Linked DNA regions of Mus musculus: all the other regions are linked to region 3. Evidence: chromatin loops called from intact Hi-C (ENCODE). Cell type or tissue: heart. All regions are shown on one strand.

Region 1 (8,000 bases), 1.7 Mb before region 3:
TCTTGCCCATTGAGCCATTTTTCTTGTTTACATTGTTAGAGATATATGTCTATCTATATTTTAAAATATTTTATGTTAAATATATTTTAAGTATATATCTATAAAATGTATAAATATAAACATTTATTATATTATACATCATATTCATTATACATTATATTATTCATTATATATTATATATTATATTTAATAAATATATTATATTTAAAATATTTTTGATACCTTAATGCCATATTAAAAGTAAAAGATTATGTAAAACTGTACAATAAATGAATTTTACACATTGAGATGAAGGCGAGATCATTATTATCACTCACACTGAACCAGCCCTGGCCTTTTCACAGCTAACAGAAGAATTAATTAATCAAATTGGAGAGACTTAGAGCAGGAGTTCCCAAGCAGTTGGAATGTGTGGCTTTGTGCTCTCAGGGGGGCACTGGCAACAGATGGAAGCACTTTGGGGTGTCATAGTTGAGAAGTATAAACTACTAACGTCTAGCAGGTCAAGACCAAGGGTGCCTGAAATGTTCTTGAGTGCCTTAACAGTGTCTGGCCCAGAGGAAGCTCCACTGGAGGGTACAGAACTGCCTTTAAGGGAGAGGTGTTTCTGTATATTGTGTTCTCATCTATATCTGAGAGACTGTGAAGCCTGCATCAGGGAGGTTAGCAGAATAGTAAGTGATCATTGCAACAGAGACAGGGGCAAGCTTTTATACGATTTCATTGACATAGGGAAGTATGCTGTGTTAGGGGTGGGCTGGGCTAACTAAAGGACAGTTGCTGGGACTCCTACAGGATGGGACGGTCCTTGGCCCTCATTCTCAGTGAGCTGTGCGTCTGTCCCCGGGCAGGAGGCTGAGGAACAGCTCCCACAGGGGAAACTTTCAGAGGCCACTGTTCACATCTGTGTTAGGAGAATGGTGTGGCTGGACAGGGTGGTTCCCCAGACGCGGAGACTCCCCTTGGTCATTCTTGGTTATTGCATGACTTGCCACACGCCTTTGAGTTTCCAGCACCATCTCCCCTTCCCTGTCTCAGGAGTAGAAATGGACTCACCCCACTCCTGGTCTCAGATAGAAGGACCCATCTATCTGTGTCTGCTCCCCTGTCCTTATCTAGATGTTTTTGTCATTGTCACTGGACTTCATTCTGGATTGAACTCCCTTGGTGATAGCAACCTGACAAATGAAGCCCTCCCCCAAGCCATGCCTCACCCTTTAACTTCTGTCTCCCACCACTTATGGGCAGGTCTGGCTATCTCATGGCAGGAATCTGTTGAAATCCCAACCAGTTTTCTTCCATCCTCTTCCCTCTCTTGTGTCTCTCCCTCTCTCCCCTCTCCCTCCCTCCCTCTTCTTGCTCCCCTTCTCCCTCTTTACTTCCTTTTTAACTCCGTCCCTCTTTCTTCTTCCCTTTGTCCCTCTCGACTCCCTCTGTCCCTCTGTCTCTCTCCCTCTCTTCCCTCCTCCATATCCTCCTTCCTCCAACTTTCCTTCCATCTCTCCCTCTTTCCTTCCTCCTTCCCTCTCTCCTTCTCCCTCCCTCCCTCTCTCTTTCCACCCTTCCTTTCTCCCTCTTTACTTCCTCCCTCCCTCTCTCCTTTTCCCCTGTCCCTCTGTCTCTCCTCCCTCCCTCTACCTCTCCCTCTCTCCTCTCTCTTCCCTATCCTTCTTCCTCCATCTTTCCTCCTTCCCTCTCTCCCTCTCTCTCCTTCCCTCCTCCTCTCCTCTTCCTCCTTAACTCCCTTCCTCTCTCCCTCTCTCTTTCCTCCCTCTCTCTTTCCTCCCTCTCTCTTTCCCTCTCTCCTCCCTTCCTTCCTCTGTCCATTTCTCTCTCTCCCTCTCTCCTCCCTCCTCCATCTCTTCTTTCCTCCATCCTCCTTCCTTTTCACAGTTCTGGGGGCTGAACCCAAGGCTCCTCTAATTCTTTCTCTGTCTGCCCTATATAGTTCTATTCCTTCTCTGCCACTTTCTGACTGAACTAAGTTCTCCATGCCACAGTGGACAGCTGTGTGCAGGGTTCTGTCACCCCGGCAGCCTCTGCTTTATTAACTACTGAACCAAAGTCAGAGTTCTCTAGCCTCAGCCCTCACAGGGCAGTCATAGCTACCCTAAGGGATCATGAACTCCAGAGTTCTGTGGACTGTGAAGTGCTTGGCCAGGTAAAGCTTCGCCACGTTGACACCAGCTGTCACCTCTGCTTTCAGAAGTCCTCCTCACGAATCCTTCATGCTGCAGGAAGGAGGCAACCACTCTCAGATATGGAAGAAAGCCGACCCCAGCATGCATCACTTTGATGTATAGAGGCTGTTTTGATTGGCCAGCTCTACCTGGACAGAAATCCTGGGTGTGCAGAAGAAGCTTTTCAGTCATGTCTCCTTTGGTGTCTGACAGCACCAAGCGGCAGAGTAGGCAGGTAAGGGCAGCCACTCTCTAATATTATAGTCCCTGTGTCTGCTTGTGGCATGAGACTCCACAGCCTTTGACAGTGGCTTCTGTTAGTGCTCAGCCTGAGATCTGAGGCACTTGGCCCTGAAGACTTGACAGGTCTCCAGAGCCTTCTGATGATGAGGGCTTGCGGGTCTTTCTTTCTGGCTCCTCACTGACTAACCCCTGCTCTGTTCTCTCCTGGTCCGTTTGTGCATTCCTTCCCTCTCTCCTGGCAACTCTCACACTGCCCAACAGTTTCTTCAGTTGTTACTGCCTGCTCTGGAAGGGCTCAGGCAACCCACCTCTGTCTGACTAGCACACACAGGGGGCCATCCAGGATCTGGGCACTGGCTACCCCCTGGGCCCCTCAGCTGCAAGTATCACATCCTATAAAAACAGGACCCTGGCAGGTATATGGCACTCCCTGGTAGGATCAGTGATAGTCAGTATGGCATGGTGCATTCAAGCCCATCTTCCATAGTGTGTGTGTGTGTGTGTATGTGTGTGTGTGCGCACACTCTAGACCATACCTAAAACTAATTAGCTTCCAAAATGCATCACGCTAATGACGTCACCCTAAGGTTTAGCCAGGGCTCCATGATACGATTAGCAACGATTAGCAATAGCTCTTCCAGGTTGGTTACCTCGTGTGAGTGCAGGTGTCTTCAGAGGCCAGAGACATGAGATCCCCCCTGGAACTGGAGTTATGGATGATTGTGAACCATGCAAAGTGGGTGCTGGGAACTGAATTTGCATCCTCTACAAGAACGGTATGTATTCCCAACCTGTGAGACAGCTTTCCAGTCTAAAGTACATGTGTTGTAAGAGGCATGCCATGTGTGTCCAGTGCAAATGGACCATCTTATAAAAAAAGCAGACTGGAGGCATCATTCAGAGCGTGAGGCTGGGGTAGGCAGCCTTCTGCACCTGGCTCCAGGCCTTCTGTGTGGAAGGGACCCAGCCCAGGGTAGGTGCATTCGTTTCTGGGGACTCAGCTTGGTCATCTGCAAGGTGCAGACAATAACATTTTATTTCCCTTTATTTCTATAGGGGATTGCCGCGAGGGCTCATCTGAAGTGATCATTCAGCGATCTATTATTACTGTGTTAATTAGTTAATTACTAACTGTTCATTAATGCATGCATAATGACAGGCAAATATCAGCTGCTTTTGTTCATTTTTTAAAAATGATTTTTAGTTAGCAAGCAAGATGATGAATTTTGTCATGATAGTTTCTCTGAGTGAATGCATGGGTATACAAGTGTTCGAGTACACATAAATGTATGTGCATGTATGTGTGTGTATGTGCACGTATGTGCATGTATGTGCATGTACAAGTGGAGGCCAGAAGTCAGCCTTCAGAGTCATTCCTCAGGAGGCCAACCATCTTGGGGTTTGAGCTAGTCTCTCTAACTTGTCCTGGAACTGCTCGATGCAGCTTGGCTGACAGCTAGTGAGCCCCGGGAATCTCCACATCCCCAGTGCTAGGATTATAAGCATGTGCCACCATGTTCGAGCTCTGGGCTTTGAACTCAGGTCCTCATGCTCATGTGGCAAGCACTTTGCTGACTGAGCCATCTCTCCAGCCCAAGGGTAAGGCCTTCCTACACTGTGTCTACCCACTCACCTACCATTATCCTCTCTTGATCTCTTATTTGGCTTTTGCTGTTACCAACAACAACACAGCAGAAGGTTTTCTTTTCCCTTCTCTGGGTCTTGAAATCTCCATTGTGTTCCCATGGACACCAAAAGGACCTTCAGTGTGAATTCAAGGGCAGGCGCATCATGCAAAGTAAGCAATGCTCTGCCCTTTCCAGGATGACCCACACTTAGGACGACCTTATTCTCAGTGCTACGTTGCTGTCCACCAGCTGCAGACCAGGCAGGAGGGAACAGGGAAAGTCTTTCCCTCCCCTTTGGCCCTTTCCATATAGCGTTCAGCCCACCTTCCTTTCCTAAGCTCTTTAAACTTCTTTTGGCTAAGTTAACTTTGTGCCCCCAGGAGACAATGGGCCAGGAGAGTGGCGTATCTCTCCTGGGGCCACCAGGTGGCGATGTTTCCTTTGTCATGATCCAACATGTACCAACTCTTCCTGGTTTCAGCGTCCAGCATCCTTCTGTCAGGCAGCTTTCTCTACTCAGGCAGAGGGCTTTGGCAGTTCACAGAGTCCCCATCTTTAGGATGTGAGTGGAATATCACCAGTTTCTCTGCAGTCGTCCAACACCCGTGTAGACATAGAGAATGCATCGAGAATTGGCCCAGGGAAAGGGTCTCTTGTCACTTCTAGATGAACAAGCTGTCATTTGCTGGTAGTGCCAGGGTGATTTTGGAGAGTGATGTCCCTGTGTCCACGCAGGACTCTAACAACTAGGGTGTGAGATCCACCTGGCTTCCATGTCTCTCATCTTGCTTCCTTATCTAAAGTCCCCTGGAGTGAATAGAATAGAATTTAGAATAGAACTGCACACCCCCTCCCCGTGGTATATGTGATATGGAGAATTTGAGGGATGCCTTTGAGTTTGACAGAACCATTTTCAGTTGTTGGTGAGCTTGACTTAGGGACCTGGGATCCTGGAAAACCCAACAGCCTCCAAAGCCACCCTGAACCAGTGACTTCAGGTTCTTGTCTTGCGAGTTATAAGAAATTCATAGATCATGGAAGGTGAGTTTTAGAGAAAAGTTTACTATGTATTTCATAAGAGAACAGAAGAGAGAGGAAGCATGAGCTTGTGTGTATGTGTGTGTGTGTGTGTGTGTGTGTGTGTGTGTGTGAGAGAGAGAGAGAGAGAGAGAGAGAGAGAGAGAGCCCACAGTGTCTATACAGCAGGATTGTGTCTCTGGGGATGGAATGCCATGGAGGTGCTCAGCCAGAACTTGGACAGGGCATGATGGTGGATAAACTCAGTTCAGCCGGCCCAACTGAGGAATGTCCAGCTAGGTGACCTGAGTTTTAGTGATGTCAGCAGATACAGCTTCCAGGTAAGAGAGAGAGATGACAGGGAACCCGAAGCCCAAATTCTTTTCCTGATGTTCCTGGTCTCCAGAAAAGACCTTCTCAGGGCCATGGTTCTGGAGCCCTGCCCTCCTGACCTGTTCCTAGCCCTTGCTTCCATCAGTATTTAAGGCACAAAGAGAACTGGCAGAAATGCAATGAGCAAAGCCACCTGGTTCAGTACCAAAAAAATGATGTTGGTAGCATCCAAACGCAACCTCCCCTAAAGGCACGTTTTCCTAAAACTCAGCCTAATATTGAACAAGAGCAACATCATTCCTCAGTAACAACCCATGTCTCAGTGCCTTCTTGGGAGACCAGGCTATTCTCTTCCTGAGCTAGCCTTTTCTTCTCTCTCCCACTGCCTAGACCCCTAGACATATCTGCTCAGATGTTACCTGCCATTCATCAGAAAGTCAGCAAGGGAATCAACAAGGCATCAGTATGGTGGGCTTGATACCTGGCACTGCCATTTATTTGCTGTGTAATCTGGATGGTTATTTAATCGTTCAGGCCCCAACTTGCCTCATCTATAAAATGGGAACACCCAATGTATACATTGATTTGCTATGATATATAAATGAGATATTGTATGTTAGGTACCTGAATCAATGTCTGATGTAATCAAAGGGGAACCTTCATTACAAGAGAGAACAAGGGACTAAGCAGCTAGCCTTGAAGAAGGAAGAGAGTAGAGATCTGAATGGTACCCTTGAACTGGGTATGAGAATAGTAGAGATAGGTATCATTCAGAGTATAGCAACGATGATGAACTTGGTGAGGACACAAGACCCCAGTGGTGATGCTGGGCTGCTAATTCTTCAGTGTGACCCTACAATGGAAAGACGTGCTAGTCTCAAGGTGTGGATGGGTGTGCAGTACTAACAGGTGTGTGTCTTTCTCTCTGCTTTCCCCCACCACACTCTTCAGTCTGGACAACTCTAACAAATCATTACTCACCACGGTCCAGGCAGGATCTTCTTGTCTTTCTCCCAGGCTCTTGCCTCTACTTAGTAATTTCTCTTGTTCCTCAGGGAGGCCTTGCTTATTCTCCGAGGCCCTTTTCCTCTGAGGCTTTCCAAAGCCCTCACAGCCCATCGCTGCTGCTTTGTCTGACCTTTGTATGGCCTGAAGTGTGACTAGCTTTTCAAAAACATGTTTTCAAACTCACGGAGACCTACCTGCTTCTGTGTTCCTCTCTCTCCAAATGCCAAGGCTAAAGGTGTGTGCTGCCAGACCTGGTGTGTATCACACCCCAGTTTTCTTAGTTTCTTTACCTTAGTCCTGGCCCCACGGCACAGAAGGGTTTGCAGAATTCATTCGTCTGATGTACTAGTGATTTTTCTCACTGCCATGACCAAATATGCAACAAGGCTCAGTTTAACGATGGAGGGTACATTTTTGGCTCACAGTTTAAGGGGACCTGGTCTATAATGACAAGGAAGAGATGATGACAGGGGCTCACAGCTGTGGTGAAGTTGGAACCCTTCTCACCTTCAAATCTGGGCAAAACAGGAGAGGAGAGCGAATCTTACTTTCTGTTTTTCCCCCTTTGTTGATTCTGTGTCCTGAGTCTGTGGACAATGCCACCCACATTCAGGTGGGGCACACCCTCACAGATGTGCCCAGAGGTGTGTGTTTCCCAGGTGACTCTAGATCATGCCCAGTTGATGATGAAGACTATGGCAAGAGAAAAACAGTATCAGTAAGAACATTTTTTAAATAAAAATAATAAATGTACTTTCATGTGGAGAGACACCCCTATAATCCTAGCCCTTAGGAGGCAGAGGGAAAGAGGTCAGGAATTCAAGGACAGCCTGAGATATACAAGGCCCTCACCAGTAAATCTAGGCTAGGGTTCTTCCAAATGTCTCTGTTCATCTAACACTGGTCTTCAGAGCCACTTTTGGAAAGAGAGAACATCAACTGTAATCTATTTGGAATAGAGACTTTTAGAATTTCTGTCAACTGCATTTTTGCACATGTCTTCTTCTTTTTTTGTGCCCTTGATAAATTCTGATAAGAATACTGGCTACACTGTGTGTCTTGTACATATTTCTGTCTTGCCCATAGGCTACAAGCTATTAATGTGCTGCGGTTTCATCTTAGTGACCCTTTATCTCCAGGACCCAACGCTGATCCAGGCACAGAAAGGGTAGCTCCCCAGGAATCAGGGTGGACAAGAATATGAAGTTGGAAGCAGGAACCATCACAAGGAGGAGGTTTAATTGGAGTGTCACCTCCTCACTGGGGTGTGAAATCCTCAGAGGACAACTCTGCTCTCTGTAGGAAAAGGGCAAAGTTGGAGAGAGCAGTTGAGCGCAACGTTGAGTTAAGCGCAGGCACCGATCCCTGACAGGCCTGGCTCATCCAGGGAGAGAGGGCAGTACAGAGGGCACGGGAGGCACATTTGCAAGGTTTCCCAGCCTGAGGCTGCAGGCTAAGATCCACTCGCTCATTAAGATTCAACAGAGGCAGGGTCTCTCTGTCTTGTGGCTGCCTGTTGAGAATAGACAGTACAGGATCACGTCTGGATGCTCCAAAGGACTCGTGAGTTACTTCTCAAACCCTAGGGGAA
Region 2 (8,000 bases), 200 kb before region 3:
ATGTGAAGACACGCATGTTGTGTATACACAGGATTTGGTGGACTAGATGCCCATAAGGACTCCAAATGAACTAGAAGGTTACAGGACTGGGGCTGGGGCGGTAGCTCAGACTTAGAGAATTTGCCCAGCATTCACAAGGCCCTGTGCTCAAGCCCAACACTCCTAACAGAGAAGAACTTACACCTCTCAGCAGGTCTCACATACTGCTACTGAACAGGCAGCCATGTTCACAGTTCCTGTGCACGACCCACAGACCATCACTGTGGGTCCTCAGGATCCTGTGCTGGTTAGCTTTTGTCAACTTGACACAGACTAGAGTCACCCAGGAAGAAGGAGCCTCAGCTGAGGGATTTTCTCCATTAGACTAGCCAGTAGGCATATGTGACTTGACCACCCAGTTCACTGTGGGTGGTGCCACCCCCAGGCAAACCAAGAGGAGCAAGCAGTATGCAGAGTTTCTTCATTGTCTCTACTTCACTTCCTACCTCCATGTTCTTGCCTTGACTGCCTACCTTGTCTTCCCTCCGTGATGAACTTCAATATACGAACCCTTTCCCGAATCGCTTTTGGCTGTGGTGTTTATCATAGTATCTGAAAGCAAGTTAGGACACATCCCCATTTGACAGATGAGGAAACCAAGGAACAGGAGGCTAAGTTGGAGTAAAGGGAGTGTCCGAGGCAAGCAGGTCTGCTTCTGGATGCCAGAGTGGCAATCTCTGTGCTTATAGTCCAGTCAAGTCTAGGAATCATCCTGAAAGTACCACCCCAGATCCTTGAAACATACAGGGCGTTTTCTTCCTTCTCAATTCACTTTCCAAGTGTCTTCTGGGTTTGGAAGCTGAACTGGGGCCTACTGAAGAAGCCATGATGTCTTTGAATAGGATCTTGATGGGGGTAAACATCTGATCTCTACAGGGAAGAATAATTAATAATTAATTATCATAACATGACATGGTCATGTAAGGAAGTAAGGATTCTGGTGGCTCCTACTGAGTTTGACTCAGGACAGGGACTCCTACAGAATCTCAATATATACTAATTGAGCAATGCCAACGAGACCAGGCTGATGGTGGGCAGTCTGCTCTTGATTCAGGAGGAAGCAGTGAGCTGAAGGTCAAAGCTCCTTTGGCTAAAGGAAACAGTAGCCAGCATCGCAGGGAAAATAATGGTAGAGATTACCATAATACTTCTCATCCCACTTCCTGTGTGAATAACTGCTGGGTACCTAGTTGCTAAGGTTCACGTCTTGTCTGTAAGGAAGACATTGTTATTCTCATGGGAGCAAGGTGGCAGTGGAGTTTCAGGCCTGCCTCTTTCCCCACCAGGTTTGCAGAAAGGTAGGTAGTAGTCTCCAAACTTTTGATACTCACCCCACCCCAGAAGGGTGCCATGGTGGCTTCTCGGTTTCAATAAGAGAGGAAGAATGCTGTGAGTATAGTTGTTCTTGAAGAAGCAGACAAGCCACAAAAGAACATCATTTTGGGGAAAAAAAAAAAAAAAAAAAAAAAAAGGCTCAATTTTACTCATCAAAAAGGCAGACAGGGTGGGGGTGGGGTACACACTGTGACTCTCAAAGACTTGGCTGGGAGCAGTCAAAACACTCCTAAGTTGCAATCTATGAGATATTTTTGTTACATGTTATTATTGGCGAGGGCTGAATATAGCCCTGATAATTTTTCAGTTCAGTGAACAGAGAGACGAGGAGCCAGGGAGGTAGGAGGAACTAAGGTATTTCAGGAGTCAGACCCTTCTAAAAATAGGGCCACGTTTGATGGTGGGAGCTCTGAGCATGTCTCCCCTTCTCCTCCTGTACCCGTGATGTGGGCTTTGATGTCTACTCCTTTCTGTCTAGCTTGCCTGTCTTCTCAGTAGCCCCTGGACCAACTCAACATGTTAGCCATGGCTGGCCTTAAGCTCCCCCCCAAATGTGTTTCTGTCCTGATGTGTCCCAAGTTTGTCTGTGGTCTTTCCAATCCTTCTATTGTTGGAAGATTAATTTATTTACCCCCTCAGCGTCCTCTGAGGTGGTGCCTACTTGGGCACTACCTTGTGCCCCCTCCCCTATTTGAATGGACTGTTTTCTTCCTCTCTATTGCCCTGGGAAACCATAGCAAGTGACCCTGGTGTTCCAGTCCTCTGTACATGGCTCTGTCTGTGGTGCGGGACCATGAGTATCAGAGCCATGGGTGACGTCTGGTTTATCTTTGATATGGCAGTGACTGATGAATGAAGAGGTACACTTGCTGCATGGTTCTGTAAAGGGATTTGCGATATCCCTTCAGGGTGCCTCATGACCAAAGCGATGACATGGGCCAAGGGTTGCCTTTTGTGTAAACACCACACCCACATGTAGAGACACACATCCATAAGTCTCTCAAGGATCTGGCTAGAAAACTGCCACAAGATTATGATGATGTGGACTCCAAGAGCTGGCAGTTCCCAATCTCTACTGAATTAAGTCTCCTGCCTTTCATCTGAATGAGTCAGAAGAGCTTTGTCCAAGGAACCAAACATCACCAAGTGAGATAGTTGTCCAAAGAGTGGTGGTGGTAGTGTGTGCACTCTTTCTCTCTCCCTCTCCCTCGTCCCCTCTCTCTCGGTGTATGTGTGTGTGTGTGTGTGTGTGTGTGTAGCGATATATTTATAAGCAACCTGAACATTTAGCAAAGACCTCTCTTCATCCCTGTACTCGTGCAATTCTGTTTTCAAATTCCTTTAAAAACCCAGAAGGAAAAAAAAAAGTGTGTTAAATTCAAATTGCCGCTCTCCTGTAGAATTATGTGAAGAAGTATGCCAACAAAGGTTGAGGCCAGTAATTACGTGGCAGCCGAGCTCTTGTTCTTGATTCTCATGCAAAGCACTGCCTGATCCCAATTAGCACGGGCTTGTTTTTGCCTCTCTTGGTGTGCTGCCTCCTGCCCACCTTCCGGGGACTCCTCCCTGTGGGTTATTTGTTCAGACGCAGTTCCAGACACACCACTGTGATTTCCTTCTTAATAAACACGATCCAGTGAGGAACGGAAGACAATGAGAGGCACCTGCGCTGCTATTATAACTTCTCGTTCCCGCCCACCAGCAGAGTGGGGCTATGAATAAGTGAGAGCAGCCAGTCTAAGAATAGTAACAGCACTTTCCCATAAACACACAGTCATAAAACTTCTGCTCACACCAAGGAAGGACAGGCGTACCAGGCCGACACCATTGTTGGAAACTTGGTAGGAATGTCACTCTGAGGGCCAAATGTTTGCTGTCCATGACCCAGCCAGTGACTGAGGACAGTCCCCATTCCATGCTACAAAACAAAACAAACAACAACAACAACAACAACAAAACAGCCGAGCATTCCTGAAATTGTGGCAAGTCCTAGATAATGTCAGACGGGGGAGAGTCAGAGCAATGGTAGAGAAAAAGATAAACAAACAAACAAACAAAACCATAGGCTGTGGTGTCAGAAAACACAAATTTAGGTTTGTCTTAGTGTAAGAAATATGTATTAAAGTGGGGCAGTGGGGAGATGTCTTGGTCAATACATCTCCAGTGTCTGCTTTGCAAGTATGGGAACCTCAAGGTGGACTTGCAGAACCCACAAAAAGACCTGGGTGCAGCAGCATGCTCCTGTGATTCCAGCATGGCAGAGGCAGAGAATGGAGGGTCAGGGGACAGGGAGGGTATGCTGCTGTTCAGCCTGTCTGCATGGATACTGTGAGAGATGCTAGCTATGGCCACAGTGATTTAGCCCGACTGCATGGATACTGTGAGAGATGCTAGCTATGGCCACAGTTATAGTTACTAGGTTTTTACAGAGATGTTATCCACAAGGCGGGAGCCTAGAGATGAGGACCACACTGGCCAGGTGATGGAGAGGAGAGCAGATCTAGGGAGAACACACATGCACACTGTTAGTCTCATGGGGGAAATTGAGTCCTGTCTCTGTTTCGCTGTTTCTTGAGGGCCTTGCGGGGTGGGAACATACATTCAACAAATCATTTGCCGTTGGCATCATTAGAAGGGTCCTTCTGAGTGTCTTTACATGCGTGCCTACCATCGTTATTTCTAAGACGGTTTGTCACCCGGAGCAGAACAGGAACCGCTTTGGCCTTGCTGGCTCTGAGGTCTTTTATTAAGTTGGATCGCTGCCTAGCTTTCTAGTGTGGTGTCTCTGTTTCTGTCCGTGTTACTGCCCCTCTCGCCAATCCACTCTTTGGGGGACCCATTCTTTGGGGGAAAAGGAGCAAATTTTAGAAGCTTCTCTAGAAGGAAGGCTTCCCACATCAGCATGCTAACTCTCAGGCGTCCTCTAAGCCCCCACTCACATCCACTAGGTTGCGGCTGCCTCCTCTTCAAGCGTGCCGTGTAGGCTCTGGCCGGAGGGCCTTTGCACTCGATGGCTGCTTCTTCTGGGTGAATGCTCTGCCAGTGACATTACTCCCTTCAGGCCTGCATTCAAATGCTGCCTTTCCTGAGAGCCCTGTCTTGAATACTCCCGGTCAAAAATGACACACCTGAGCCTTCTCATTTTCTTCACTCAGCTTATTTCCCCCACGGTATTTATTGAACATCTGTCCCAGCTGTCAACAGATGACCTGTCTTTGTCGTACCCAGCTGCCTTGGCCCTGCTTAGGACCAAGAACTGGTTCCCCTGTGCCGGCTGGCACCACGACAAACTTAGCCAGTAGAGGGCACTAGAGGGACACTGGAGGCCTCAGGCTCTGGTGTGAGGTTCTCTGGAGGCATCTCCCTGTGGGCAACTCAATCCTGTCCCCTAAACAGGAAACGTCCTAGCGTACTCCTCCTCCTGGGAGACTCCAAGTGACTTTCATGGATGGGCATCTCCAGTGTTATCCTGACCTGGGACTAGAGAGCGGCTTCCCAGAGAGTCTGACCTTCATGGAGTCACCAGCCACCCAGTGGCTTTTCTCCAGCCTTACCCCTAGAGACCCTTGCAGGATGTCCTTCTAGCTTGGGCACACTGTCTCAGCACTCCCAGTGGCAGACTCCTGGACTTGGAAAGAGTTCTCTGCCCCTTGATAATTCACACCCTACTGTAGGTAGTAATGTTTAACTTGGAACTTTTTTTCTGTCAAAAGAAGTGTGACGTTCCAGGCCCCCATCTGGTTCCTGGCTGACATGGTAAATGATCTATTGGGAACGAATACATAAACATAGAAGAGGACTTCAGTTGAGGAGGATTGTATCTGTTAATTACCCATTTCATATAACAGTCTCACAGAATGCAAAACCTTGTTTCGTTTACTTACTATGCCACCAAAGGCTAGGATGCACACTCACTGTTATGAGCACTGAACAGTTGTTTGGAGGTTGGAAGGAAGTAGCAAAGTAAGAAAGAGAAGCAGGGGTAGGGGAAGGGAAACAGAAAAAGAGCAGAGCATGGATGGATGGATGGATAGATGGATGGATAGATGGATGGAAGGATGGATGGATGGATGGATGGATGGATGGATGGATAGATGGATGGATAGATGGATGGAAGGATGGATGGATGGATGGATGGATGGATGGATGGATAGATGGATGGATGGGTGGATGGATGGATGGATGGATGGATGGATGGATGAAAGGATGGATGGATGGATGGATGGATGGAAGGACAGAGCATTTGGGTGAATGAACAGATGAATGAGCAACTGAAGGAATTGATGGATAGATTGGTGGGCAGACTGTAGGATGGATGACTGGGTAGATGGATGGATAGATGGACAGGTGAACCAATGGATGAGTTGCTGGCTTTCTGGATGGATGAATGGATGGATGGATGGATGGATGGATGGGTAGGTGGGTAGATGGACGGGTGGATGGGTAGTTGGGTGGATGGATGGGTGGATGGGTAGGTGGGTATGGGTAGGTAGATGGATGGATGGATGGATGGATGGATGGATGGATGGGTGGCCTTCCCCTAAACTCTCAGTTGTCAGTAGATGGTCTGAAAGAACACCTGGTATGGTTCAGATGATTTCCATTTAAACTTTCCATCCTACTACCAACTGATTAGAATATCAAAACACCTCGCCATCAAATGCCAGAGCCCGAGGACCACGCCTAGTCTTGTGACCCTCTTAGAGGAGCATAATCAAGCCGAATCGAGCAGAGGCTGGAAGAGGAGAGCATCGTCATGCCAACGCCAGACCTTTGCGGGGCTTGTTTCAATTCTGATGGTCAACATGAGTGAGTGGAAACCTGCCCTGCCTGCTCTTTGGTATAGCAGCCATCTTTTGTTAGCATGCAGGGGTAGTGAGTCCTGGCCTCCTCTCTCTTTGACTAGACAGTCCTGTCTATGTTGCCACCTAATCTCTGGTGAGAATATTCATTTTCTCGCTCCACAGAGAGATGGACTCGTAGGCTCCGAACTGAGCGTTTCATTGCACCATAAAACATACTGGCTAATTAAAATTCTTCACAATTAGAGCAACAAACTACATTCTAAGCGACTGAGCCCATTTTGTCACCTCTGGAAACTATAGGGAAAACCTGTGTGGAGATTAGTAAGCTCTGAAGGGCTTATTTAGTTATTTTTGGCCCTCAGATCTCCTTTGGCTGGCTTGGGGTTTCATTCTCCTTCGCCTTCCTTTTTTTTTTTTTTTTTTTTTTTTTCCTACTGAGGCCCTGTTCTTTTAGACTCATGCTGTTGTCTGTTTATAAAAATAAACCAAAAAGAAAGCTAGAAAATCCCAAAGCCACAGATTACAATTACCTAGTAAAACACATAATAAGAATATAATACAGCTAATGAAAGAGCATCAGGGTGTGTAATACCAGCCTCCCAGATGTAAATAACGACTGTCTGTTTCAATTACTGTTTTCTTTTTACCTCAAATTCTAAAGAGCAGCGGAGGAAATTAGTGCCCTTGAAACTCGAGTTGCTGGAACGTAGCCACAAGCCAAGGGAAAGTGGGGAAGAGACAAGGCATCGGAGTGTTAGACCTGGATGGTGCTTTCTTCAAAGAAGATGAAGACATGAGGGAACAACAACAAAAATCACATGAAAAGATGCTTGACACCATTAATGGTTAGGGAAATAGAAAACAAAGTCACAGTAAGATGTCACTGTTTTAAACTAAGAAGGCAGGGGCTGGAGAGATGGCTCAGCAGTGAAGAGTTCAGACTGCTCCTACAGAAGACCCAAATTTGGTTCCCAGCACTCATAGCTGCTACTTGCTTTAGGGGGAGTCCGGCGCCCTCTGGCGCCCTCTACTGGATTCTGACAGCACCTGCACTCATATGTGCACATAACCACACACACAGACACATACCCATAATTAAGAACAAATCTTTTTAAATAAAACTAAAACCTAAGGGCAAATAAAAAAAGAAAGAAAGAAAGAAAGAAAGGAAAAGGGAAGACAACTGCTATTGGCTAATGGTTACGATAAAGTTGACTCTCACAGGCTGCCAGCGTGAATGTAAGAGCACAGTCTTGACAAGTGTTAAAAGGTTGAATGTGGAGCCATTCTAAGGCCCAGCCATTTCGCTCCTAGATAAATTTTCAAAGGGACTGAGGGCGATATTTAAACAGATAGTTGTATAAAGGAGTTCCTAAGAGCTCTGCCCACCCTAGCCCAAAGTGTCCAAGCATCTTCAATAAACTAAACTGGCTTTTGTATAATGGAATATTACCGTTAAAAAAATATGAAGGAACTTGAGCCTGTCTCCCACAAGGCTATGGGTATATCAGGGATAATGGGGAGGAAAGACTGTAACAATCAGAAGTCATGGAGGACTGCTGCTAAATACTGTCTCCTAGAAATGACAGGGTCGTCGCATCCACAAACTCTCAGCAGCTATGGCTGCCAACATAAGACTTGCACAGGATCAAGCTAGCCAACATTCTAACAGGGGGAGGGAAGAGACTCACAAGTGGGGGGTAGAAGGGAGATATGATCTAAACATACTGTACTCATGTATGAAACTACCAAAAGACAAAGCAATGTTAGAAAGGGAATCTTGCCATGTGTTACAACAGGGACAGATCTGGAAGGCATGTG
Region 3 (8,000 bases):
ATTGGAGAATTTACAGTGAGCCGTATCTCAAGCTTCAGAGAATCTGCCCCCTCGACTGGTACCTCATGTGCACATACCCACACATAGGCACATATATGTGCACATACTTAAAAGTTAAATAAGTATTTTTAAATGAGAAAAAAATCGCAATCTTCTTGTGAATTATTTGCTATCATTACAAAGGCAAAAACAATATTGATTCATCAAGCTGAGACTGCTCTCTCTCTCTCTAGGCAGCCCACAGAGGAGGAGGAAGAAGAAGAGGAGGAGGAGGAGGAGGAGCAGCAGCAGGAGCAGCAGCAGCAGCAGCAGCAGCCGCCTCCTCCGCCATCACCTCCGTGCATCATGTCTCAATTCCATGACACCACATGCGGTTTCTGCATGCTTTCCACATGCAGTATCAGGAGACATCATTTGTGCAGGCTTGACTAGGGAGGGACAGGACCACGGCAGGATGCTGGTGCAGCCCCAGATAGGATGTCCACTGAAACACAGATGCCATGTGCCTGTTTCCTCAAGGATAAGGGACCCGATGTGACCCGCTGGGGGCTTGTTTGCAGGGATCTGCAAAACCTCACATCAGAGACACACAGATTTAATGAGCTGAGCACACTAGCCATCTTCCAAAGCACTCCCAGGAGAGGGTGCAGCTGGGACACATCTACAAGACGGGAACCAGAGTACCCTGGCACTTGTCCGAGACGGGGCCTGTTGGTTGCCTTTGCCAGTTGTATCTGTGCCCCCCCCCCCCCCACGATGGTCAGTTGCTCTAAATAAATATCCGTGGTTCCTGGGCATAACTCAGACTTTGCATTTAAAATTAGATCTATAGTGGCTTGGCCAAAATTTGTGTGTGAGTGTGTGTGTGCACTCGAGAGTGTGCGTGTGTGCGTGCATGCGCGCGATGGGTATGTAGCTGCCTGCAGAGGCCAGAGGAGCATGTCAGAGTTCTTGGAGCTAGAGTTACAGGTGGTTATGTGCTGCCTACTACGGGAGCTGGAAAGCAAACGTGGGTCATTTAAAAGAAGAGCAATGAGCACTCTTGATGCTGAGCCACCTCTCCCGTCTTTGCTTTTTCTTCAGTACGGTTTTATATTTGTGTGCATTTGTAGTGTGTATATGTATGCGTGTGCACGTGATGTTCACACCAATTCCCCACAGAGTCAACATTAGATGTCTTCCTCTACTACTCTCTATACATGCCTTCCCCTACCCCTTTGATTCAGTATGCGCCATTTCAGCTCAGTTGGCTGCCAGGGACCCTAGGATCTGTCTCTATCTCTACCTAGGTTTCCTCAGCTGGAGCCAAGTGCTCAGCCTTCTTAAGTGGGTTCTGGAGATCTGACCTCAGGTTCTCATGCTTATTCAGCAAACAATTTACCTGCTGAGCCACCTCCCCAATCCTTTCAAAATTAATTTATATTCAGATATTATTACCGTTACTTGTTCCTTTAAACAGAGCAGCACACAGAGAAATCGCTAGTGTTCTCTTCTATCAGAACACGGGCTGGTCCAGCCTACACATTTGCTCATGGTTGGGTGGACAGGTAGCAAGCAATGCTATCTGGGCTGACCTCTTCATCTGAGATCACCTTGTCTTCGTTAGAAGAATCTTGCTTCTCCTGTGTGTTCCACAGTGGTACAGAACAGACAGGGCCCGAGTCTTACTGTAGAACAGGCCTCTGGTAAGTTATAATTAATCAGCTTCAACCTTCTAACAGGAGCCAGCTGGTGAACGTGACATTGCTGGAACTGGACAGGTGTGGCAGTGAGACACACGGTCCCTTGCCGGTCACAGGGTATTCCAGTAGGTGGGTAGGACTGGGGAGATTCTGAGCGCCCACCTCTGAGGACTGGACAGAGTAAAATAAAAAAAGAGTGAAAGATTCCCTTTCATTTTTTTCTTCTTCTCTTTCTCAGGTTAATATGAAATTTTAGGAGCACAGGAGCGAGACTTCCGGCTCGACAGAGCGGCTAAGTCACCGAGCCGACTTTTCTCTGAAGCAAAAGCGATGTACAATGTTGATGTGTGCCAAGAACTCACTTGGGCATGGGGCCAAGAGAATGCGGCCTGTCAGTCGTCCGTGGGGGAACGAGAGAGCAGGGAGTCCAAGCACATTTGGAGAGATGCCTTACAGTTCTGAGGCAGCCTTTTCACGTCCACAGAAGCCCTGCCCCCCCCCCCCCCACCCAAACTCGAAACCTCTTGTTTCTGGCTCTGGGAGGCAGCTGTTGGCGAAGACATACCTCTTTGGCAAACCAACGTCATCCTCAAGCAGACCCTGTGGTGTGAGGGGTCTGGAAGGGGCCAGGCCAAGGTGGTAAACCTTCCTACCAGATCATCTCTTGTCTCTTGCATTCAGCCAAGGCAATGTGCTCTGCAGAGCCAACCCTTGCCTGTCTCAGAATCATGACTTGCTTGTGACTAAGTAGAGGCTGAATCGGCACCCTGATCCCCCACACCCCCCCACACCCCCCAGAGCCCTGGAGTCCCCTCCACACCCCCCCCCCAGCCCTGGAGTCCCCTCCACCCGCTCTTTACAAAATCAGTTCATCTGGGTAATTTTTAAAGCGCAGCACGTGGGCCAGCTGGAATTGTTTGCCTCTTCCTGGCCAAATGTTTGGGGCGCCTTCCAGCCTTCAGTCTACATGCTGTGTGTGTGTGCTAGCAAGATCTGGAAGGCACGTCCAGGACTGGGAAGGAGGGTGTTGCTGACCGCAGGACCCGCCAACTTCCCTAGGCAGGAATGAGAAAGAAGCCTGCTCTTTTTAGGCAAGCCACTGTCAGGCAACACTGTCAGGCAGTGATTCTCTGGGCTTGGATATTAATGCTCACATTCACTGGCTTCTGAGCTAAACCCCCCATCCCAGATCCTTAAAAAGAGAAGATGATTTTCCAGGGAAAGGAGTGTGTGTGTGTGTGTGTGTGTGTGTGTGTGTGTGTGTGTGTGTGTGTGTATGTGTGTGTGTGTGTGTGTGTGTGAGCTTATTTATGCTGCTCTTATCCAGAACAGGGCTGATAGGAAAGTCACTGGACAAGGGTCTGCCTGGCAGGATGCTGCCTGCCTTCCTTCTAGAAAGCAGGCTACTTAGATAAGGTGCAGTAGTGGCAGAAGTCGCCTTGAACACTTGGCAAGTGTGTTCATTTAGAAGGAAATAATACAAAGAGAAGGGCAGAATATTCTGTCTGCCTCCTCCCTCCAGCCACGGGGAAGGTAGATAATTAGACTTCATTTACAATCCAGAGCTTTCAAAAATAAGACCTGTGTTGGTTATTTATTTATTTATTTTTAAAGATCTTTTAACTTTGAAGTTCTGGAGATTGGGGCGGGAAGCTGCCTTGTGTGAAATGTGCCTGGCCTATTGTACTTGGGGGAGTCGGAAAAAAAAAAAAAAAAAAAAAAAAAAAACGGGGACAATAATAGCCCTTCACGGAGGAGACGGGATTGTGTTCAACACACCATTTATCTCCTTTTGGACACAAAAGCATATGTGCAAATATGTCCATTTATACATTCTTCTTCTGGGGGCCTGTGACTCTTCCAAGTCATTATTCATATTAATTAATGTGTGTTTGGTTTATAAACTGCTGGGCTTAAGAACTCAAGTTGAAATGTTCTAGGAAAGTCAATACCCCAGCACTGCCTGTGACAGGGTAGGGGTGAGGGGTGGGGGTGGAGCTAATGGGCTGGATCCAGCCTTCCAATAGGGTGACAGGAGCTTTACACATCTGGGACAAGGCAAAAGGCCCTGTGAAGGGCCTTATATTTGCTGTCTGGAGACCGGCATCCATTCTTCCACCCTCCTGGATCCACAGAGAGCTTCTCAGGATAAACTGGGTCATAGTTCATAAATTCTGAGTGTCCAAGGAAGGGGGGAAAATGATAGTATTACTGAAACACAGTCCACACAATTCTGTTTTCTGGAATGGCCCAGCTCTCTGGGCCTGTTAAAGGCAGTTCATCAGCAAAGCACTTTGCATTAGAGCCAGGAAAGGGAGCTGGGTAAAGAGGCATGAAAAAAAAAATACCAGAAGATGTTTGTGAATACTTTCCAAAAATTCCAGGAAGACATATGCGTTTCAAGACATGGATCTCGCTAATAAACATTAGGTCATAAAATAATTCAGTGTACATGTGTGGGTTTTAGAGAACACTCTCTGAAAGAATTTTTCTGGAAAAAAATAAAAGCAACCTTGCTGTTCACTGTTTTAAAACTCCCTCCCCCCCCCCCCAAAGAGCTATTTCCAAATACAACCTAGAGATACATTTTATTTCAGTTTCCCACAGATGTGTCTCTCCACACCTGCTATTCTGGTTATTTATTAACCATGTCTAGTTTTGTAGTTTCTAGCTTTTACATCTTTAAAGTCATTAAAACTCAACAAGAGAATTAATCACAAAAGAAATCTATCAAATACCGGTGCCAAGCACTTTTTTCCCCTCCCTGACTGACATCTTTAAAATGTATTTTAAGGTTATTTATTTCATCACACCCAGGGAATAAAAAAATAATAACTTGCAAGCCTCCAAGTTCAGAGAAAGCATAAAAATGTGATTTACTATTTATTATACAGTTAGGCACATGCACATTATACATTGCATGTTAATCTCCAGCGAGCTAAGTTTAACAAACTTGACAACACTACCGCTTGCTAGTGCGGAGAAAGAGTTGACATCTGTTTGCGTCCAGATAGGATTCCTTCTGTGTATTTTCTGGTAAACGGATAGAAGACCGGCTGTTTAAATGGGCAGCCGAACCACAGTGCCCCCTGGTGGAGAAACAGTAAATGCGTGCACTTCTCACAAGATTTTAGAGACACCTAATTGTTACAGTGTGAAAAAAAGTTTCAAAGAAAGAAAAAAAAAAGCAGATAGGAAGAGTTCAGTCCATGCGTGTTTTAATAGATGGAGAGTAAAGAGTTGCATTAAATTCTTCAAAATCACCTTGATCAGACATGGTGTTTGACAACGAAGAATTAAACATGCATGTACCCAGAAGAGTTGGTATTTGGAGTCGAATTGAGAGTCGCATTTGCAGTCAAACAGAGAGTCGCAGAGTATATGTATTTTAAAACTAAATTTATCCCAGTGGATCATCGGGCAGATACACACAGGTGGACTTACTTTCTGAATGCACTATGAAAACGCAAGAGAGCAGATCCCAGATTTTACCAGGGACCAAAGGACTCCATCTTCCCATCATGCCCTTAGCAAGCGCCTCCGATAAGCAGCTTACAGGGAATTTCCTCGGGTCAGACATAAATAGACAGTCTCAGGTTCCCTTAATCCGGGCGCACATCGCTTGCAAGTTAGGCCTCATAAATCTCAAACCCAGTCGAAGCGCACGAAACGAAATGTTCTTAGAAGGCGCAGATACATTAAATGAGAGCTTCGGCACCATGGACTCATTAATCACGCAAACAATACTGACGGCCTCGCGCTGATCTTAAAGGAGCCCCTCCTTTTCTCTGGAAACACCCTCCCTTCACCTCTGGCCACCTTGGGAAGGAGAGAAGAAGTCGGGAATGGATGAGCGCCCCTCGCTCCTTCATTGACGGAGAAGCAACATCGGTAATGGTTCAAGGTCGCTCGCACCTCAGTTGTGGAGTGAAAAGAGCCACAGTTTCCAGCGTTGCTAATCACGTTTTGCTTCCGATGTAAAGTATTTCAAGATATCTGTCAGATGGAGATGATACTGACAAGGTGAAAGTTCACGGGGGCGGAGGTAAACATGCTCACCAGGTGATGAACGGACAAACAGGACATGGATGCATCCCTACCATCGAATAGCATTCAAAAATAAAATAAAACAAAACAAAATAAAATAAAATAAAATAAAATGGTATTAGTAGAAGCTGTTAACAAGAAAAATTTGAAATCAGGATACCAAGTGAATGAAAACACACAGAACACCATGGACACTATAACTCCATTTTTCCGAGGTGCCCACAGCAGGCAAGTCCTTACAGACAGGAAGGAAATTAACCACTGCCTAGGGCCGTGTGTGTGTGTGTGTGTGTGTGTGTGTGTGTGTGTGTGGTGTGATTGAGGTGTCTAAGGATGCAGGATGATTTTTAGAGCTAATTAGATGTTCTGAGGTTGTAGATGTACTAAAGCAACTGGATCACACACACCTTACATGGATGGCTTACATGGCAAAAGTGTTCTGTATCCATTCAGCTGGTAAGATAAAGGAGGCCATGGAAGGCTAGGGGCGGATGGCTCTGCAAAGTTCCAGGGCAAGTCACATTTCCCTGATTAAAGGAGGAGAACAAAAAAAAAATGAACTAACCAAATCACAAGAGTAAACAAATAAACACCAAGACGAAGCGGGGTGCAGTGCTGGTCTCTGGAGACCTGGGTTCAGCAGGGCCCTGGATTTACTTTTCCAAAGGGTTCTCACTCAGCTTTCCTTCTTTCAGATCGGCAGCTAGTGATGAAAATTCTGATTAAAGCGGGTTTCACCCTGACTGCTTTCCTCTCCTGCTCCCCAGCTCCCTGGAGATCCGGATGCAATTATCCTGGAGCATCGCTGCTCTATAAGAAGTCCCCAGGTGACTCTGATGTCCAGCTGAACCTGAGGACCACTGTTGGGGGGGGGGGGGTTGTGAGCCAGCCTAACACCTAGAATACGGTCAGAAGGCAAAGCTGGCTGAGATCAGCAGCCGGCTTCCTAGTTCTCAGAGAATATCTCCTCCTCATCCCTTTAGGTTACGCTGAAGGTATGGCCGAGTTTTCACTGGTTGTCTGTGGGCCACTGTGGAAGGCAGGATGTCGTCAGTGAAATTTACCAAAACCTGCAATGAAATTTACCAAAACCCCCATAGTGTTTCCACTGACAGAGATATCAGAACCAAGTGCCTGCCTTCTTACCACACACAGGTATCATTCCAAAAACACCTTTGATTTTGTTTTCAACTGTGTGTGTGTGTGTGTGTGTGTGTGTGTGTGTGTGTGTGTATACACGCACACACATACACATCCTTGTATATGTTCAAGGAAGTCATTCTTGTTCAGACCTAGAGTTTTATGTGAATTAAATGGGGTCTTCAACCAGTGCCATGTAGGAATCTCCTTTTCCTACTCCACATTACTGCTGCTGAGTAGCTGAGGATATTGTGTCCCCACCTTCACCCCAGCCAGGCCTCGAGTTCCCAGGGCTGGGTTTCAATCCAAGCTAACCATGTGCCCCACCCAGGAGTGGTACCTGCATTGCTTTACTGTGCCGAGAAAACCAAAACCCAAAACAACAACAACAACAACAAAAACAACAAAAAACCCCACAATGTCTTTTACTTTCTTTCCTTTCCCCCTCCTTCCTTTTGGAACATCTATGAGGCCAGAAAATATCGACCCCTCACAGGGCCCAGCACAACGCTGTTGTAACACTCTCTCTGGGTCTGTACCGATCAATGACAATTTTGGAAAACATTGCCTGAATAATTCATCACAGAAGAAAAAAAAAGTGCTTTTGGATGATATGATATTGGTGGGGCTTCCAGCACAAACATACATGTGTTCCTGGGCAGCCCGTCCAGCTGGAAGACAGCTCCAAGTCATTGGGATGGCACCCAAGTCATTGGGATGGAGCCCCCTGTTTTGTAAAACATTATGAGCCATGTACCCACTCCCAGGCATGGGAAGACATGCCCGGGCCTCAGCCAGGTGTTCCAGCAGCATGTGCCTGGCACATCTTGCCACTGTTTGGGCCATGAGGGAAGTGTTACTGTGGTTGACTCTATGTGGCCATATGCAGCCTTGCAACACTAACAAAAAAGACAGACAAAAAAAAAAAAAACAGATAGAAAGGAAAGAATAATTAAAAAACAAAACAAAACAAGGGACAATGGGGGGAAGATAGGGGGAAATGCTAGCTACGTTCTGCACAGAGGAAAACTGAACGACTCCGGGAAAATTCAATGTAATCTCAGCAGTGGAGATGGAGACTTAGAACCTGTGTCAAATGCTTTTGTTTCATTCTGGAGCCTCACACCCCAC

The links. Peaks named below come from ENCODE experiments on the same cell type or tissue, not always from the same donor. Only the 100,000 strongest peaks of a DNase experiment are listed, where the experiment ranks them.
Region 1: it touches region 3 in a loop (11-fold over the local background); 12 of 42 quality-filtered maps call a loop at or near these places.
Region 2: a loop joins it to region 3, with 8 times the contacts of the local background. A loop is called at or near these places in 22 of 42 quality-filtered maps.

Annotation. Positions count from the first base shown.
Region 1 is chr8:116,435,598-116,443,597 of GRCm38, reverse strand. No RefSeq gene overlaps it. Among named protein-coding and RNA genes, the nearest start is that of Dynlrb2, 65 kb to the left of the region's middle. In heart, a CTCF peak has its summit at 4,458 (motif pointing right); a DNase peak (open chromatin) is centred at 4,557; H3K27me3 peaks cover 3,209 bases.
Region 2 is chr8:114,968,252-114,976,251 of GRCm38, reverse strand. All of the region lies in intron 8 of Wwox (WW domain-containing oxidoreductase), which reads right to left. Among named protein-coding and RNA genes, the nearest start is that of Gm39257, 11 kb to the right of the region's middle. In heart, CTCF peaks have their summits at 4,670 (motif pointing right) and 7,222 (motif pointing left); DNase peaks (open chromatin) are centred at 1,711, 3,011 and 4,681; H3K27ac peaks cover 1,884 bases.
Region 3 is chr8:114,768,339-114,776,338 of GRCm38, reverse strand. All of the region lies in intron 8 of Wwox (WW domain-containing oxidoreductase), which reads right to left. Among named protein-coding and RNA genes, the nearest start is that of Gm16118, 64 kb to the right of the region's middle. In heart, no CTCF peak of the experiment used is centred here; DNase peaks (open chromatin) are centred at 518, 2,058, 2,678 and 4,738; H3K27ac peaks cover 1,926 bases.